Linked DNA regions of Mus musculus: region 2 is linked to region 1. The links are chromatin loops, found by intact Hi-C in ENCODE. Cell type or tissue: left cerebral cortex. All regions are shown on one strand.

Evidence for each region. Hi-C counts contacts between places; a loop is a spot of excess contacts. Peaks named below come from ENCODE experiments on the same cell type or tissue, not always from the same donor. Only the 100,000 strongest peaks of a DNase experiment are listed, where the experiment ranks them.
Region 2: a loop joins it to region 1, with 2.6 times the contacts of the local background. A loop is called at or near these places in 2 of 42 quality-filtered maps.

What each region holds. Positions count from the first base shown.
Region 1 is chr3:155,819,323-155,821,822 of GRCm38, reverse strand. No RefSeq gene overlaps it. Among named protein-coding and RNA genes, the nearest start is that of Gm23038, 32 kb to the right of the region's middle. In left cerebral cortex, no CTCF peak of the experiment used is centred here; a DNase peak (open chromatin) is centred at 1,077.
Region 2 is chr3:156,464,424-156,466,923 of GRCm38, reverse strand. No RefSeq gene overlaps it. Among named protein-coding and RNA genes, the nearest start is that of Gm33311, 85 kb to the right of the region's middle. In left cerebral cortex, no CTCF peak of the experiment used is centred here; a DNase peak (open chromatin) is centred at 1,111.

The sequences.
Region 1 (2,500 bases):
CACAGAGAACAAGAAGAGGTATCTAAAATCAGAACAAGCTCCAGTCCGTACCAACTGTATACTGTCCTTTTAAAACAGAGGAAAGCAAAGGCAAGAAAGACACAGCTGATTACTAAGGTGTGAACTTGTCTAACAAAAAGATGGCAGAAAACCACAAGACCAACCTTAAGAGAAGCACCATGGACAGTGCTGCAGGGACAGGCAGTGCATGCTCAAACTCTGATTTTAACTCCAAGCTAAAAGACTTCATGATCCGTAAACCATCAAGACGGCAGACATGTAAACTGAAGAGAGGTACAGGCTTCTGATGGTGTTCAGCCCTAGAAGACTCTTGAAAATACACTTCTATTGATTTCTTTTACTCACTTTCCTGTTACCCACCCCCACCCCCACTCCATGCCTTATCTAGAGAGAACACCAGCCATTATTGACAAGGAAGCCTGGGAGAAAACCAGAAAGTAGGGTTCCTTGGAAACACAATCTGCTTGGAGGTAGCAGCATTGGGTTGGCCTGTGATGAGCTCTTCATGCCCTTGGCCTCACAGAGTCAAAAGACAGACCAAGTGTTCTGTGCTACTGAAGTCTGAAAAGTGGAAAACAAATATGGGACAGAGATGGTACCTCCAGTACCTTCAGCTTTGTCTGACTTCAAAACAATAGGTATGTGAAATTTTGGTGCTCATATTTTAATGTATTCTCAGTAACAAACCTGGATATAAAAAGAGGAAGTGGGCTCACAAATGTAAAGAATAGCAATTAAAAATGAGAGACAGAGAGAGAGAGAGAGAGACAGAGAGACAAAGTCAAAAGAGAAACAGAGAGAAAGACAGAGAGACACACACAGAGACAAAGAGGTAGAGGAGGAAGAGGGAGAAGAGAAGGAAGATGAGGAAGGAAAGAGGAGCAAGAGAGGGATTTTGGGAAATGAGGCAGCAGAGGGGAAGACGCAGTCCCTGTAACTATTAATATAAGCAAGCACTTCTTAGCGTTGGGTAATTTTTTTTCCAGAGACAATAATAGAAAACTTGAAGAAAGAGAACAGATGCTGTCCAGATTTGGTTTTGTAAAATATGAAACACAAGTGAAAATTATTTTCAAATTAAAAAAATCAGTGTGAAGACAGAAGAGTCCAAAGGCAAAATGAGAAGGATGTTCTGAAGAGATCTGAAGACTGATGATTTGGGTAATAAGGAGGCTCCAGAGAAGTAAAGCAAGAAAAAGACAGATCCTACTTAAACAATATTAAGAAAAATCTTGATTTAGACAAAGACAAAAGTATACAGTAGGAAAGAAATTAACCACCTTCCCTGCTGCCCTGTGAGACCAAATTAACAACTCCCACTATGAATTCACACCCCCTTAAACTTTGTTACTTTTCCAACCAGCAAAACATTTTCTCAGGTTTCCAGGTACAAACAACAGCTACGTCTCAGACTATAAACAACTGGCCACCTTGCCTGTGCCTGAAATCTGGAAAATGGTAGATCTCATGGTCAGAGCACAAAAGGACTCGAGACGTCAACACTCATACAAGAACTCATCTCCTTGCTCGGGAGACAGGCAGATCTTTGAGGATTTGTAAATATTCAGAAATAAACTTGTAAGGAATTTCTTACTATAGAAACTTCTCAGGGGTTCATTCAAAGATCACTCACTTCACAATACTTCTTACTTGAACACACAAGCTGTTAACTAAAACATGTTTTAAAACCAGTTTCCCTCATGGGTAAGAATGCTGATGGTGTACTTCCAAGAATTAGACTTAGTAGGAACTTTAGGAACTTTTGTGCGTGTTTTTCTGGTTTCTGGCTTAGGATATGACCCGAGAGCTTAGAAATTTAGTAGATGTTGGTGACCACCTTTATTATAAGCACAGTATAGGTAAATGCTTTGACCCTGCTGTCTTGATCACTCGGTGGAGTTCTGCACTGCATGTTTATTGCATGAAACTCGTAAGAATATCCATTACTTAGAACACTTGCAGGGTCTTTGTTATCTGTGGACAGTCATATGACTAACTTACACCATGTGGTACATGAAAGTGGACAGTTTTGTAAAAGAGGACCTGGAAAGTGGAACCAGCTTCTTGAAGCTGGGGGTCACTGTAGAATAGAAAGTTGGCTGGCCTTATGTTAATAATACATTCATTCTGCTTGACATACGTTGTATTTTGGGTGAAAAATCACAGACCTTATGAAGCAGTGAAATAACCTTAGGATTTGGGGATATTCTTGTGACTGGTAGGAATGACACAATTTAAATGACCATTAAAAGACCAAATTAAATAAATATTTAACTCACTTACTATTCATATATTGGATTTGATAAGGCATTGCACAGAATGGAGGAAGCCTATGCAGTTGAGAGGTTTCTCTTCTCTTTACAAGACATACTATGTCATTTCCTGCAAGGTTATTCAAAATATCAGTGCTCTAAAGATGGCAAAGATATGCTTTGGACATGTCATGTAGGTATAGGGATTGCTTGAGTCAATAATTTTC
Region 2 (2,500 bases), 650 kb before region 1:
CTCACAGGTAAATGGCAGGCATGTTCCCAAAGATGTGGACACCTCATAACTGAGACCACACAATGCTTACCATCACACCTGGCATGGCAGTTTTTTGCTCCCACATATGTGTACATATACAACTCTCTCCGACATCTACAATGATTACTATTAAAACTAAAATGTCCTATTTAAACCAGTTAAATTTTGGTTAAACCAATTAAATTTTACCAGCACTCTTCTGCTATTTGTCTTCTTTAAAATTTGTCTTGAGATTAAAATCTAAGTACTTAATTTTACCCCTGCCTTTCCTATCTCTATCCCCTCACATGTAACCTTCTTGCTTGCTCCCCTTTTAAATCATAGCCTTCTCTTTTTCAATTACTATTGTTATATGTGTCTAAATAACTAAACACAACCTGCTCAGACCCATTGCTATTAACTTTATCTCTACAAATTCAGTGCTGACCACTTGGTATTGTTTACCAACTAGGGTTCCTTCCCTGGGGAAGGTTATTTCTCCTGCTCTCAGCTTTGTCTCGGGTTGGGGATCCATCAGATCTCCCACTTCCATGTTAGTATAATCTTGTTCAGGTCTTGTTTAGGCAGAGATTTTCAATAGTCAAGATTCCCAGTCCCTGACAGTAGGTTCCTCAGTCATGCTGACTATCCTCTCTGATTTGTGTTGATTAACAGAGTGTCTAGGACATTTTCCCAACACATAGCTGGTTCTGGAAAAATATCTGTTATCTAAATAATTTAAGGAATTCTGCTTTACTTTCAACAGGTGACTGTCACCCTGTTTTAAGAGCAGAGTTTTCCACAGGCAGGCAACCACTTTCTCCTGTTATAATTCACCAATCAGGACTTCTGATATTCTGACACCTACTGTAAACTGAAACTTGTGGTGGGTGTTTTTCTTAACTTTCTAAACTTTATTAATTTTATTTTCCTTCAGCGAATTTCAGTTACCTAAGAGACGTGCCCCTCCCCAACACTCCCTCCTGTATCTCTCGAACAGTGGTATCTGCTGTCCTTTAAAGTTCTGTAGAGCTCATTATAGAACCACAGAATTTTCAGGCCGTGTGTACTTTTAGACACTGGTATAAATTTAGCAATTGTGTGAAGTTTGTGTTCCAGGCCTGCTTACTCCATTCCTGGCAGGCATTTATAGAAGTATCATGCTTTCACACATAGTTTGTGGGAGAGCCTGGATTTTTTGACACAGTTCTCGCAGCACTTTCCAACATGGAGTCAGAGTTAGACTCCAGGATGAACATCACTTTAAAAATAATCAGAATAAATGCCCCAGGAAGGTAAAATGTAGGTTGGACAAAGCATCACCTTGTCTTTGACAAATATGTCTACAGCAGCACATACTTGTTTCTCAAACATGTGAGTTTCTCAACAGCACATTTTACAAATAATGAAAATAAAAGAGAATGCTTAAAATCTCAGGGATTCTAATAAAGAAAAAAATCCCTATAAGAAACAAGACACATTAGAGAATTGTTGAGATCAGTTGCACCAAAAGGTGGGTGACTGCAGGATAATAATGCTTAAGGTCCATGTGAAAAGCTTGAGAGAGCACAGGTAAACCTGAACAGTTGAAGAAAGCAGTGAATGAAAGATTGAACAAAACTGGTGAATACAAGGATCCTGGACCCTGTGCAGAAATGTATTCAGGACATGAAACTGGGTTCTGCTCACTGTTATGCCAGGAAGTGCCCATATTCTCTGTTGCAGGTATATGGGGGGTGGGGAGCACCTTGAGTAGTTTTGTCAGGAATTTATGGTATTAAAGTCAAAAGTCCCAGCACCTTAATGTCTCAGGAATGTTTAGCAAATACTAGTGAACTTCATATCAATGAGCCAGTTGTTAACTGCTCAAAGAGTTTTTGTGGCCATGGAAAGAGATTTTAAAACAAAACCATCAGAATCTTCAGTGTTAGAAGACAGCAGTCTAATATGAGATAGCAAAGGTCAGTGTTAGAAGACAGCAGTCTAATATCAGACAGCAAAGGTCTCTTTCATTTTAAGAGATGGAACTGTAGATGCTGGAGGATGAATAATCTTGTGTTTCTGGATTTCAAAGTTCTGAGAGGTAGTAAGACAAGCTCTACTACCTGTTGGTAATTGACATCCCAATATCTTCTTGCAGCCCCCTTCCAAGCAGATATCACCAAAGAGGACGGGGCTCCTACATTTCAGCTATTAAATTTACAACTCCCTTAGGAAACTCATGCACAATACTACTGAGATAAAAACTCAGCACTCACTATGGGGGTGTTAATAACCCATACAAAACTATAAATGTACCAGCTGATCCATCTATAACAGTTGGGTGTACATATAAAGAAAATAGAGTATATGTAAAAAACAGCCTACATGCTGTGTTCATTGATGTTCTAGAAGGCTGCCAACTGATGTATGGACCTGTGACATATATGAAAATTCAATATAAATATGCAAAATGATAGCATATTATTCAGACATAAAGAAGAATGGAATAGTGTCTTTT